Linked DNA regions of Mus musculus: all the other regions are linked to region 1. The links are chromatin contacts, found by Hi-C or POLR2A ChIA-PET in ENCODE. All regions are on one chromosome and are shown on one strand. The core of a region is the stretch at or near the end of the contact, and the rest is flanking DNA. Distances in the headings are between cores, read along the strand shown.

Evidence for each region. A loop is a pair of places that touch in the nucleus more often than their neighbours do. ChIA-PET counts read pairs that join two places held with the same protein, here RNA polymerase II (POLR2A).
Region 2: a loop to region 1 is called in a map of v-Abl transformed pro-B cells, with 3 times the contacts of the local background. The contact joins the promoter of H2bc15 here to the promoter of H1f3 in region 1. A Hi-C loop is called at or near these places in 1 of 37 maps with a recorded cell type or tissue (v-Abl transformed pro-B cells). POLR2A ChIA-PET finds 5 or more read pairs at or near these places in 3 of 5 experiments (Patski and embryonic stem cell).
Region 3: a loop to region 1 is called in a map of T-helper 17 cell, with 3 times the contacts of the local background. The contact joins the promoter of H2bc11 here to the promoter of H1f3 in region 1. A Hi-C loop is called at or near these places in 1 of 37 maps with a recorded cell type or tissue (T-helper 17 cell). POLR2A ChIA-PET finds 5 or more read pairs at or near these places in 4 of 5 experiments (Patski and embryonic stem cell).
Region 4: POLR2A ChIA-PET joins it to region 1 with 32 read pairs in Patski. The contact joins the promoter of H3c10 here to the promoter of H1f3 in region 1. POLR2A ChIA-PET finds 5 or more read pairs at or near these places in 2 of 5 experiments (Patski and embryonic stem cell).
Region 5: POLR2A ChIA-PET joins it to region 1 with 11 read pairs in Patski. The contact joins the promoter of H1f5 here to the promoter of H1f3 in region 1. POLR2A ChIA-PET finds 5 or more read pairs at or near these places in 3 of 5 experiments (Patski and embryonic stem cell).

Annotation. Positions count from the first base shown.
Region 1 is chr13:23,553,604-23,556,303 of GRCm38, reverse strand. H1f3 (H1.3 linker histone, cluster member) reads right to left here and starts at 1,272. Exons shown (of 1, transcript NM_145713.4): 1 at 497-1,272. The coding sequence starts at 1,214. The coding sequence ends at 549.
Region 2 is chr13:21,752,630-21,755,329 of GRCm38, reverse strand. H2bc15 (H2B clustered histone 15) reads right to left here and starts at 1,254. Exons shown (of 1, transcript NM_178201.3): 1 at 777-1,254. The coding sequence starts at 1,207. The coding sequence ends at 827. It overlaps H2ac15 (H2A clustered histone 15), which reads left to right and starts at 1,418. Exons shown (of 1, transcript NM_178183.2): 1 at 1,418-1,953. The coding sequence starts at 1,503. The coding sequence ends at 1,895.
Region 3 is chr13:22,041,898-22,044,597 of GRCm38, reverse strand. It overlaps H2bc11 (H2B clustered histone 11), which reads right to left and starts at 1,400. Exons shown (of 1, transcript NM_178198.3): 1 at 940-1,400. The coding sequence starts at 1,368. The coding sequence ends at 988. H2ac11 (H2A clustered histone 11) reads left to right here and starts at 1,649. Exons shown (of 1, transcript NM_178186.3): 1 at 1,649-2,120. The coding sequence starts at 1,671. The coding sequence ends at 2,063.
Region 4 is chr13:21,716,213-21,718,912 of GRCm38, reverse strand. It overlaps H3c10 (H3 clustered histone 10), which reads right to left and starts at 1,285. Exons shown (of 1, transcript NM_178206.2): 1 at 798-1,285. The coding sequence starts at 1,254. The coding sequence ends at 844. H2ac13 (H2A clustered histone 13) reads right to left here and starts at 2,501. Exons shown (of 1, transcript NM_178182.2): 1 at 2,054-2,501. The coding sequence starts at 2,491. The coding sequence ends at 2,099.
Region 5 is chr13:21,779,303-21,782,002 of GRCm38, reverse strand. H1f5 (H1.5 linker histone, cluster member) reads left to right here and starts at 1,378. Exons shown (of 1, transcript NM_020034.2): 1 at 1,378-2,171. The coding sequence starts at 1,449. The coding sequence ends at 2,120.

The sequences.
Region 1 (2,700 bases), core at 23-2,522:
CAAAGGGGCGGGGACAGAGAAAAAACGCCAGCGTCCCAGTACGTAAATGTAAATCTTAATATCACAATCTCTGATTGGTGCAACACCCATGACTGAAAGTACGGCTTGATTGGTTAATTCTCAAAACCACCTTGTGTAGCCGGATTGGAAAACTTAAAACAGAGGCTCCAGCCTGTAGCCACTATTGTGAGAGTAGCTTCCTAGAGAACCCCCCTAATGCCTTATCACGCCTAGGCGACATTAGAAAGGACTTCCCGCCAAACTCTTGGAATATGAACACGTGTGTGGAGCACACACAGAAGCAAAAAACTGCCGGCCAGAAGTCCAGCTAGAGCTGAAAATGATACAATCTATCGCTCAACTAGAGTTTATAGATGCTCCTAAATGTACCCATAACAAAGTGCACAGAATTGATCTGCTTCGGAACACATAGCCAGAGTCAGCGGACATACCATGAGAAAACCAGAAAAAGGCTCAGCTCTTTTGAATGAGGTTGTGGGTGGCTCTGAAAAGAGCCGTTTGAGATTTTCAAAGCAGGACGCACCACTCTACTTCTTGCGAGGGGCAGCCTTCTTTGCCTTGGTGGCCTTCGGCTTAGAAGCTTTAGGCTTGGAAGCCTTAGCCTTGGGAGCCTTGGCCTTGGCTGGACTCTTTGCTGCCTTCTTGGGCTTAGCAGCCTTCACCTTCTTGGGACTCTTGGAAACTTTCTTGGCGCCGGCAGCCGCCGCAGGCTTCTTCGCCTTCTTCGGAGTCTTCTTGGCCGTCTTTTTGGGTGTGGCAGCACCAGTCGCCTTCTTAGGCTTCTTGGCTGCTCCCGCAGGCTTCTTGGCCTTGGCCGCGCCTGCCTTCTTAGCCTTGGGCTTAGCCTCACCGGAAGCCGCCTTCTTGTTGAGTTTGAAGGAGCCGGAGGCGCCGGTGCCCTTGGTCTGCACCAGGGTACCCTTGCTCACCAGGCTCTTCAGCCCGAGCTTGATGCGGCTGTTGTTCTTCTCCACATCGTACCCCGCGGCCGCCAGCGCCTTCTTGAGCGCAGCCAGGGACACGCCGCTGCGCTCCTTGGAGGCGGCCACAGCCTTGGTGATGAGCTCGGACACCGGGGGTCCGGACGCCTTGCGCTTCCCAGCAGCGGCGCCGGTCTTCTTCGCCTTCTTCTTCACAGGTGTCTTCTCCACAGGTGCAGGGGCAGCAGGCGCCGCGGGAGCGGTCTCGGACATGTTCTAAGCTTTACTAGTAAAGCAAAAAGTAAGCACAAACAGTCAGAGAAGGTTGTTCCCAGTGCTGCAGGCTCTGGGTTTATATAGAGAGAAGCTGCGTGGTGATTGGTTCCCTGCGCCGTGCGCCGTGCGCCGCGTTGCCAGAGAAAGGATCTTCAGCTTTGCCTTGTGGCTGTGTTTGTTGCCCCTCAAAAAAGTATAAAAATATAAAAAATATGGGCACGAAATAATTAGGGACTTGGGGGAAACTGATCCGAGAGCCTGTAGGCTACATTCTTGCCTTAATTTGTGCACCTATGTTCAAAATCGGCACCCTGAAACTTCTCTGATTGCCCCAACTCTCTTTCAAACTTGACGAAAATTGGGACAACTTTAAGGTTTTCCTTAAAAATACTACTTCTCTCGCGGTCATTAGCAAACTTTTGTTTCAGGACATGGTTCCTCACATTCTTATCATTTCAGGACTCTATGAAATAACTTGTTTTCACGGAAATACATAGGGAAATTTGAGTTTTTCGAGAAAGCAACAACACAAGCTTCCAGGGCTATCTGCACCAAGCTGTAGGAATTGGCACTAGATGGGAAAGCAGTGCATACCGGGGGAATGATTATTGTAGAAAATATCGATTGGATTTTTTAATGATATTTGAGATACCAGTGTGTAATTCCCCTTCGGTTTTCCTGTTTTAGTGATTTAGCCATTTTCTGGAGACGTGATGAGTCTGTGCCATCCCTATTGTAGATCAAAAGCTGAAAGCACATATTTTTCAGATTTGATAGAGAAATGTACACCAACTATCACATGTACAGAAAAAAGATACCTAGGTCAAGAAGGAACAGAAGTTTAGCAACTGGGAGCTGAAGAACAGTGAGATATAACCTGACTTAGCAACTCACTCCGTGTTTAGAGTACAAAGTTTACAGCTGTGTTATATGCCGTGTTTCAGGACCTGTGTTATGCAGCTGTTTCCCCTTGCCAACACTTATCACAACAGTTTTCTGCATATTTCCAGTTTTAAAATGATTTGAATTTCATTATTAAAAACAAGCAGAATGTGAAAGAAAATCTGTTTTTTAATTTCCATGATAGCTGCTGACCTCATTACATATATTACATATATAATATAGTCTGTCACAAACAAAAGAATTAGCAGGTGGTATCCACCAAAGGACTTAAACATTTCATAGTCAGTTATCATTATGATAACTGCAGCAAGAATAAAGTTTCTGGAAAAGGGATCAACCATGGGACTACAAACTTGAAACCATAAGAAGCTTCACTCATTCCCACTCATGACTGTGGAGGCTAATATCACAAATGTGGTTTTGGTCTTAACTCCAAAATATAATTACATCCTGAAAAACAGCAGATTATTCTCTGTAGTAAGGCTTGTACTATTTTGTAGAGATTAAAAACAGGCGATAAAAATCCCTAAGAGGTGTGAGAACAGTGAAACTTATGGCTTCGTCCTCTTCTCTCAATTTT
Region 2 (2,700 bases), core at 5-2,504, 1.8 Mb after region 1:
ATCTCGATTAATTCATTTAAAAAAATGAAGAAACATGTATCTATTTCTACTAGTTTGTCTGAAAGAATGCCATGTCCCCTAAACAAACAAACAAAAAATTCAAAACTGTTGCTTATGAGCTGGGAGTCACTAGAATACACTAATCATATAAAAATGTACCACCAAAAGAACTGGAGCGATTTCGTGTAGATTCCAGAAAGATTTAAAAATGTTTCAACTAATCTATTGCAATATTTAAACTGAAAATCCCATTAAGGTGAGAATAAGGAAACAGCAGGCAAAGGCCTGACTTTTCCTTTTAAATTTGTTCCAAGCATCAGAAACAGTGGATAAGGGAAGCACCCCAAGAATGGTGGAGAAACAAACGCCACTATCTCTGGCGCTTAAATTTGAAATTGCCCGCGCAGCACAGTAATTGGCTAATGAAGCCACTAACTGATAAGGACAAGATGAGTGTATGTTTTACTTCTGTTAAATTAATGCAAAGAGGAGGGAAAAAAGAAAGACGGCTTACAACACTGTATTCAAGAGGGTAGGAATAGGTGCTATATGTATAGGTTAAGACCAGTTAAGTTTATAGTGTGGAAGGGAACTTTCTAGTCATGAACCTCTGGAATTGACACCTTCCATAAGTCTTTAGATTTCTAAGCAATTATCTCACAAAGTGCACATCCTTCCAATAAAGTGAGTGGCTCTAAAAAGAGCCTTTGTTTCAGGAGTGAGTTAGAGGAACCCCAAAGTGAATACAGGGCAACAGCCTTTTTTAGTTGAAAGTGTGGGTGGCTCTGAAAAGAGCCTTTGGGTTAGGAGTGTGAGTTAAAGGAACTCACTTGGAGCTGGTGTACTTGGTGACAGCCTTGGTGCCCTCCGACACGGCGTGCTTGGCCAGCTCCCCGGGCAGCAGCAGGCGCACGGCCGTCTGGATCTCCCGGGATGTGATGGTCGAGCGCTTGTTGTAATGCGCCAGGCGGGACGCCTCGCTCGCGATGCGCTCGAAGATGTCGTTCACGAACGAGTTCATGATGCCCATGGCCTTGGAGGAGATGCCGGTGTCGGGGTGCACTTGCTTCAGCACCTTGTACACGTACACCGAGTAGCTCTCCTTGCGGCTGCGCTTGCGCTTCTTGCCGTCCTTCTTCTGGGCCTTGGTGACGGCCTTCTTGGACCCCTTCTTCGGGGCGGGAGCGGACTTAGCGGGTTCAGGCATGGTAGGAACTGACCAAAAGCCTAAAGATACAGAAAGAAAAGAAATGTAAAGTGTGTCTGCACAGGCTGCCTTTTAAACAAACTTGTGGCTATAGCTATCGCGAATTAGCAGTCGTCATCCACCAAATACCCAATCATAGCAAGGGCTTTTCAATGCAACTCTGTTATTGGTCTAGGTGCAATGCTTCTATGTAACCAATGAAATTCCTACTTTTTCATGCCCTGCATTGACTATAAATACTGTCAGCTTTGCCTTCAAACCACTTACTGAGCAGGCTTATATTCTAGGTTCTACCATGTCAGGAAGAGGCAAGCAGGGTGGCAAGGCTCGCGCCAAGGCCAAGACCCGCTCCTCCCGGGCCGGCCTGCAGTTCCCCGTGGGCCGCGTGCACCGGCTGCTCCGCAAAGGCAACTACTCGGAGCGCGTGGGCGCCGGCGCCCCGGTGTACCTGGCAGCCGTGCTAGAGTACCTGACGGCCGAGATCCTGGAGCTGGCGGGCAACGCGGCCCGCGACAACAAGAAGACGCGCATTATCCCGCGCCACCTGCAGCTGGCCATCCGCAACGACGAGGAGCTCAACAAGCTGCTGGGCCGCGTGACCATCGCGCAGGGCGGCGTCCTGCCCAACATCCAGGCCGTGCTGCTGCCCAAGAAGACCGAGACCCACCACAAGGCCAAGGGGAAGTGAGGCCCTTGATAGAAAGCAACCCTTTCCAACCACCAAAGGCTCTTTTCAGAGCCACCTACAAAAACACTTGGAGGAGTTGTGCTACTTTGGATCATTATTGGGCTAATGAGTGCAACACTGAGATAATGTGAACCTAACCCTAGTTTTATTAATGCCTTTAGAATTGTTGCATCCAACCTATTTATACAAGCCAGTGTGAAATTTAATTTACTGACCTATAAATACTAGTAGCTATTACTACGTTTTAATGTTTCAGGCCACGAAGTTTGCTTGTATCTTCCTGTAGTGCATTCTAGGAGGAAGAGCAAGTTACAGCTTAGGGACTACTTAGTTCCCTCAGCATTTACAGGATGACGTCTGTCGTTTTTATAAAATTTGGGAATCTGTTCAGCTTTATACCCCCTTTCAACCTTTTCTGTTACATTGCAGAAGATTTTTTTTTTTTGTAAACACCTTATAACTTACATGCAAGATAAAGGTTACCGTGGTTGCACAAACTTTTAAGGAGGCTGAGGTTAAAGAAAATGTTAAAAACAAACAAACAAAAAAACCCTCTGCTGCCAACAGACTTGCCGAAGAAATGCCGAAGATATACAATTCAGTATATTTCTATTTATTCTGAGTCAGTAGAAGAAATTAGCAGAAAAGGAACTCTAGAAAGGAAGGTTGAAGATTGATGTAGTAAATCTATTACTAGAGTTATGTTATCTGAAAACAATTTGGAGTATATATGGACAGCAGTTACCATGAAAAAGTCATTTAGGGGGCTGGAGGAGTGGCCAAGTGGTCAAGGATGATTGCTGAT
Region 3 (2,700 bases), core at 151-2,650, 1.5 Mb after region 1:
TTTCCCCAAGATGTCATTTGAAGGTGTTAGGGTTATCCTGGGGATAGGGCCTTGAACTCAGAGTCATTGTTTGTTCAAGTCTTTTTTTAACCAAGGTTGTGCCTAACCTGGAAGTCTGACTAGAGTTTAGTATAGAAGTTGAAAACCCTAAATGACATATATTCCATCACCAAGTAAGTAAAGGACAAGAGACATTGGAGTCTGCTGGGAAGACTCTGACATATGCAGTTAGACTCTAGCTAATCCAAACTGTGTTATCCTAAATGGCCACAAGATGGAGACATATCTTTTCAACTAATCTTCAACTAAATGGAAAAATCTGACAACTCTTCCCTGGAGCCAACAGTTCCTTTTAGCTCTCCTTTTTGTGATACCCAGACACTGAGCTACAAGATTTGAGACTACACTGCTGGACTTAACCTAGAACATTGAGCAGTTATTTAGATTATTTAGAAATGTGCTTATTGACAAAAAGAGAAGCTGTTCATTACTGAGACTGGATCTATTCCACTTTAAAGGGGTAGGTTTGGCTCGGGGAGACAAATTGAAGTATAACTGATGAAAAAATGTGGTATCCAAGTATCCATTACATTCTTCAGCAATTACCATCCACTTCCTATAGTCGTTACTAATGGCTTACTGAATTAGGAGTCTAAAGACACTCAGTTGAGTTATATGAAATCCTAATAGCATCTGAAAATTCATTGAGCTTCCTGTTCAGTTTATGGATAGTACAGGCATATCCTTCTCAGGAATAGAGTACTATGTTTAATGGTCTAGGGGTAACAACTACCAACTAAAATTAAAGGACAAAAAAAAAAATTACTGTAATGCAAAGTAACTACCCTGTATACCAGTATTCAGATACCAACCTGGCTGTGGTCAAACGCCAAAAACATAAGTTAGCAGTAGACATGCAGCAGCTCTCTTTAAAAATTGTGCGTGGCTCTGAAAAGAGCCTTTGGATTTGGTGTCAGCCTGGAGCGCTCACTTGGAGCTGGTGTACTTGGTGACGGCCTTGGTGCCCTCCGACACCGCGTGCTTGGCCAGCTCCCCGGGCAGCAGCAGGCGCACGGCCGTCTGGATCTCCCGGGACGTGATGGTCGAGCGCTTGTTGTAATGCGCCAGGCGGGACGCCTCGCTCGCGATGCGCTCGAAGATGTCGTTCACGAACGAGTTCATGATGCCCATGGCCTTGGAGGAGATACCGGTGTCGGGGTGCACTTGCTTCAGCACCTTGTAGACGTACACCGAGTAGCTCTCCTTGCGGCTGCGCTTGCGCTTCTTGCCGTCCTTCTTCTGGGCCTTGGTGACGGCCTTCTTGGAGCCCTTCTTCGGGGCGGGAGCGGACTTCGCAGGCTCAGGCATAGTGAAGCAGGACCTCTACGTAGAGCTATACCACAGAAGCTGATCGGCTCTTCCCTTTTAAAGAGGCCTTATTCAAATAAAGCTTAGGAAAGCAAAATGATGATTGGGTGATTGGTTTGATGACGTCATATAGGCTTTGGCCCAATCAAAATACTTGTTGCTATAATCGCTTTCCATTGGTCTAGATGAAAAGAACGCAGCCAATCCCGAACGTTCCTTTTCGCGCCCAGAGAAAACTATAAGGACCAAGCTCTTGCTCTTTGGGAACGTACAGTTGTCACTAAGGCTGTTTAATCTTTACAATGTCTGGACGCGGCAAACAGGGCGGCAAGGCTCGCGCCAAGGCCAAGACCCGCTCCTCCCGGGCCGGCCTGCAGTTCCCCGTGGGCCGCGTGCACCGGCTGCTCCGCAAGGGCAACTACTCGGAGCGCGTGGGCGCCGGCGCCCCGGTCTACCTGGCGGCCGTGCTGGAGTACCTGACGGCCGAGATCCTGGAGCTGGCGGGCAACGCGGCCCGCGACAACAAGAAGACGCGCATCATCCCGCGCCACCTGCAGCTGGCCATCCGCAACGACGAGGAGCTCAACAAGCTGCTGGGCCGCGTGACCATCGCGCAGGGCGGCGTCCTGCCCAACATCCAGGCCGTGCTGCTGCCCAAGAAGACCGAGAGCCACCACAAGGCCAAGGGGAAATAAAACCCTTTATACAAAGCACTGTTGATCGCCAACAAAGGCTCTTTTCAGAGCCACCTAACCTTTCCTAACAAGGGCTTAGCACTTAGCTTTCTGGAAAGGAATTGAACAGACTCACGGGCATAGCGCCGTAGGTTTCCTTTTTAGCAAGTTAGGCTAAATTCCAGTTTGTCATTAGTAACTTGTTTTTGCACTGAATGGAATGGAATGGAATTAGAATGAAAACATTTTGTGGCCGTCTATAGTTAATGAGCCAGCGTCTATATTCATAAAGTCAGTGCACAAGGAAAACTAGGCCACCACATCTTTGGCACTGGTTTGGGCGGGCTGTCCCTAGAGACTCAATATTAAGTCACTAAGTAGGATTAGGCCTTAGGTTTCTTAAAGGAGAGGGTTTGTATAGTGTGCATCTCAGCAAGTAGAGTCACTTTTCCCTTGTGTCCTGTAGAGCCATCCTCTACCTCCCGTGTAGTTTTAACATTGTAAACCTCAGGTAAATACACTGTAAAATCTGGTTTCTTTGAGACTTCTAACTGGAGTTCCTCCAGCATTTATAATCTTTTGTTACCTTAAATACATAATTTTGTTTAGTTTTCCTGTGCTAGAATTATTTCTGGACCTGTGTGACTTAAATATTGAA
Region 4 (2,700 bases), core at 36-2,535, 1.8 Mb after region 1:
AAAGCACTATGATATTCTACCTAAAACTTATTTTGCCTTTTTGTGCCGTGGGTGTAGTAATGTGATATAGGTTGCGCAGTGTGGGTAGAGGTCCACATAGGCCTCATCACTTTTGAAGTCTTCGATTCCAAACCTGAGCCAAGGGATAAGTTAGCTAACTAGTCTTTGGTATCTATTTAGGCCTCTGTTGTGTTGGTGTTACAGGAAGACACATGATTGCTAGGGAGTAGACCTTCTCTTGCAAAGTGACAGGAATGGTGCATAGGTCACTGGGCCATAAAAAGCTGAACACTTTGGTGAAAAGGAAATGTTAGAATTATAGGCAGCCCTCATAGGCCAAGAAGCTGGTTGTAGCACTTTGGGTTGTTCTGGGCTATACGTCTTCCCTATGGTTTTCTTCATGTTTCTCCACCCATCCAACCATTTAACCAGGGGACTTCTGGTATACAAAACTAACTCAGGTTCTCTTGGGACTGGATAGCTGAGCAGTTAAAATGCTTCCAGCAATTCCATGTATAAGACATAGGAAACCATGAATTTAAGTGCCTATAATTGACTCCGCCGGCCTTATATTGCTGGCAAAATAATTAAAAATCCTTCAAGAAACCGAACAGTAAGTGCATTTGGGGAAATTAGAGGTAATGTTCAGTTTAAGTATATTGGATTTTGCAGAATACTCACCAACTTAAGACACTCTAAAGAGCATCCCTCAGCTAAGAAAAACTGTTAGAACCTGGCTACCGTTCCAAGAAAAAACTCCAATTGGCCTATAAGTCAACAGCACCTTTGTGTAGGTTTGGGTGGCTCTGAAAAGAGCCTTTGAAAAACACAGAAAGACGAACTTTAAGCCCTCTCCCCGCGGATGCGGCGGGCCAGCTGGATGTCCTTGGGCATGATGGTGACACGCTTGGCGTGGATGGCGCACAGGTTGGTGTCCTCAAACAGACCCACGAGGTAGGCCTCACAGGCCTCCTGCAGAGCCATGACGGCCGAGCTCTGGAAGCGCAGGTCGGTCTTGAAGTCCTGCGCGATCTCGCGCACCAGGCGCTGGAACGGCAGCTTGCGGATCAGCAGCTCGGTCGACTTCTGGTAGCGCCGGATCTCGCGCAGCGCCACGGTGCCGGGACGGTAGCGGTGAGGCTTCTTCACGCCGCCGGTGGCCGGGGCGCTCTTGCGGGCGGCCTTGGTGGCCAGCTGCTTGCGCGGGGCCTTGCCGCCGGTGGACTTGCGAGCGGTCTGCTTAGTACGAGCCATGGTAACACCCGAGCTTCCAAAGCAAAGTGATGGAGGGAAAGCTTCAACCACCAAAATTTATACAGACGGCCGAGTTCTGATTGGTCAAAATGGCTGCCAGATCAACTTAATTGGCTGGTGAGTCCTTTTGTTTTCGCAGTCTGAACATGGTTTAACCAAGTGTGCAATTTCCTCATTGAAAAGAAAATCCCGCCGCAGGTTCGTTTAAATCAATGTAATTTTTATTAAAAGCACTTTTCTTACTTTCTTTTTCCTACTTCAGATTAAATGAAAAGATGTGTAAAAGGTAGGTAGTGACTTTAAAAAGAGGCTCTAAGAACATTGACCCCCTGGAATTCAATTTGCCGAACGAGGTGTGTGTGTAGGGGGGAGGGTGTCTAGGGGAAATGTTTTTAGCTGTGATACCACCAAATGCTTTAACATCCTTTGCTGATTTTGACTTTGCCAAATGGCAGGACTTGTCAATCATGCACATAAACAGGATTCAAGTGAGGATTGATTGTACAGTGATTAGTTGTTTATCAGCATATGTGCTGATAAAGGAACATTTCAAGACAATTCTTTGTGCAGTCCGGTCTGTCCTGGAACTCGTCCTGCAGAGTAGGCTGGCCTGGAGTTCAAGATGTGTCTGTTTTATGTACTAGGTCCGAGGTTGGGTGCCTGCCTTCCAAAAACCAATATACTCTTAGCTAAGGTTAGGGGGTTGAACTAACCACAAGCCAGGGAAAACTAGGAGAGGTAATACACGTATTTCCCACAATGCACTATCCCAGTAGTGTTTAGGTCTCTTTGGAGAAAGTGAGTGGCTCTGAAAAGAGCCTTTGGTGATTCGTAATGTTTGGTTTCACTTCCCCTTGGCCTTGTGGTGGCTCTCGGTCTTCTTGGGCAGCAGCACGGCCTGGATGTTGGGCAGGACGCCGCCCTGCGCGATGGTCACGCGGCCCAGCAGCTTGTTGAGCTCCTCGTCGTTGCGGATGGCCAGCTGCAGGTGGCGCGGGATGATGCGCGTCTTCTTGTTGTCGCGGGCCGCGTTGCCCGCCAGCTCCAGGATCTCGGCCGTCAGGTACTCCAGCACGGCCGCCAGGTACACCGGGGCGCCGGCGCCCACGCGCTCCGAGTAGTTGCCCTTGCGGAGCAGCCGGTGCACGCGGCCCACGGGGAACTGCAGGCCGGCCCGGGAGGAGCGAGTCTTGGCCTTGGCGCGAGCCTTGCCGCCCTGCTTGCCGCGTCCAGACATAACTCAGCTGTAGATAACCACCGCAGTAAGAAGCAAAAACGGTATACGCATAGTATATATAGTCAAGGCTGGACGCGAAAACGGAGAGATTTCATTGGTTACACATTGGTTACCAATGGCGCCCTGGTTTTGAAAATCCCTTGTTTTGATTGGACTGTTAGTACATGACGTATGGTGATTCAGGTTCGGCATAGCCGTAAGTTTGTTTA
Region 5 (2,700 bases), core at 129-2,628, 1.8 Mb after region 1:
TTCTTTCTTCCTTTATTTCCTTTTTTGGTTTTTGAAGACAAGGTTTCTCTGTGTAAGCCTAGGTGTCCTGGAACTAGATTTATAGACTTCAGACTGGTCTTGAGCTCAGAGTTCCACCTGCCTCTGCCTCCCAAATTCCTGGATTAAAGATGTGTGCCAGCTTCTCCAAATCTTTGAATTTGTATAAGTATAGGTCACCCAATAGTATTCTAGAATATTGGCCTGCTTGCCATCTAAACACGCAAAAATATCAATATTGTTATTGGCTATTTACTTAAGAGTGTGGCTGTGCTGTTTGCTAAATACTTTCAAAATCTCACTGGCCATCTCATTTGAGAGCAGTGGGATCTCCCTGAAAATTTTTTGAAAGTTTTAGAATTTTTCTAATGTAAAATATTTTTTAATGTATTTTCTGTCTACAAATATCCCTAGGAAATGGTGAAAGCCCGTTTCTCAGAACCATATCTAATTTATTTTTACTTAGAAATAAGGCCATTGTCATCTGAATTTAGCAATTCCTTTTTAAGTATATGTTTTAAACCTTTCTGTGAATGAGGGTTTGCCTACCTGTATGTATGTGCATCACTTGTATGCTTGGTACTGGGCCAGTCTTGCAGAAGGTCCGAGATCCCCTGGAACAGGAGGTATAGACAGTTGCAAACTGTCCTGTGGGTGCTGGGAACTAAACCCAAACCCCAAGAGCAGCAAGTGGTAACTGCTACACCAGCAGCTCCTAAATATAATGATTTCTAATCTCCTTACTTCAAAGAAGTCGCTATCACACTGGAAATATTGCGTTCTCCATTAAAGATATCAATGCATGCGAAGTACTAGGAGCTTGAACCATTTTTAAAGAGAAATATCTAAAGTGGTTAATTTTAGTCTGGAGCCAACCAGGCACTCTAGCCTGTGTTATTTGCTACAGACACAAACAACGTTTTTGCACAAACCAAAAGAACTATTAGTTCTACTCTTGCACAAATTAAAGGCGGCATCTTTGTACAAATTCTCTTAAGTAATGTTCCTTGCATACTTCGTAAAAGTTAACAGAAATATGCAAGTAACTCTCACGATGCGCTCTGCTTGGTGGATTTTTTTGTAAACACTGGAAGGATTTTTAAAAATATTTTTAGTCAGTTGCGCGTGATTCAAAAAAGCACACACAGGTACGTGAAACCGAAGGCTGTTCTCCCTTGGAACTCCAAACTGCCAATTTCTGTGTTATTATTTTCGGCAGTAAGTAAAAATTTGGGGACTAACAAACACAATTTGGGATTGTAACCTTGAGTCGCCGCGGGCAGAGGGCGGTGGATTGGCCGCTCCACCAATCACAGCCCAGCACCGGCTTATATAAACCAGGAGCCTGAGCAAAGGAGCATCGCAAAATTTGCTCTTCGCGTTAGATTTCTTTTAGTTTTCTCGCAACTAGCAAGCTTTTTGTTCTCGCCATGTCTGAGACTGCTCCCGCTGAGACCGCGGCTCCGGCTCCTGTAGAGAAGTCTCCCGCCAAGAAGAAGACAACGAAAAAAGCTGGCGCGGCGAAGCGCAAGGCCACTGGCCCCCCGGTGTCCGAGCTCATCACTAAGGCTGTTTCTGCCTCTAAGGAGCGCGGCGGCGTGTCCCTGCCTGCCCTTAAGAAGGCACTGGCTGCTGGTGGCTACGATGTGGAGAAGAACAACAGCCGCATCAAGCTTGGGCTCAAGAGTCTGGTGAGCAAGGGTACCCTGGTGCAGACCAAGGGCACCGGCGCCTCTGGTTCCTTCAAGCTTAACAAGAAGGCGGCTTCTGGCGAGGCCAAGCCCAAGGCTAAGAAGACCGGGGCTGCCAAGGCCAAGAAGCCTGCAGGTGCTACCCCTAAAAAGCCTAAGAAGACTGCGGGGGCAAAGAAGACCGTGAAGAAAACTCCAAAGAAAGCGAAGAAGCCTGCGGCGGCTGGAGTGAAGAAAGTTGCCAAGAGTCCTAAGAAGGCCAAGGCTGCTGCCAAGCCTAAAAAAGCAGCAAAGAGCCCGGCCAAGCCCAAGGCGGTGAAGTCTAAGGCATCCAAACCTAAGGTTACCAAGCCTAAGACCGCTAAGCCTAAGGCTGCCAAGGCCAAGAAGGCTGTTTCCAAAAAGAAGTAGGTTTGCTTGCGACAGCAACAAAGCCCCAAAGGCTCTTTTCAGAGCCACCTAGAGAGCTCTGTGAATGTAGCTGTACACACTTATGCTTTCCATGGTCTGTCTCGATTGGGACAGTTAACTGGAACCCTTATCTGCCACGATTCCTGTGCTCACAATCTACAAGGTAAGACTCCGTTACGATGGCTGTTAGGTACTATGGTCACCTGGTGACCTTTGTACGTGAGCCATAACTGCACACATTCATTTCCCTACCTCCATGTGCTAGCTGGTTGAGCCTGCGTGAGTATGGAAGCACTGGTAACATTAACTTTGTTAGGGTGAAGTGAGGCTTCCACACAGTAGCCAACGCAGGGCGCGAAAAAGATCGAATTCATTGGCTGTATGCTAAAGTATCACCTAAACCAATGGTACGGTGTTTTATTACTAACTTTAAACTTGATTGGACAGTCATTTTATGACGTTTACAGATAACGCGATATTCATCGCCTTAGTTTGTCTAAAACGCAACCAGTGCGGATACCGTCCTACGCACCCCCCCCCCCCCCCACACACACACACTTTAAAAGTTTACTTTTCATCT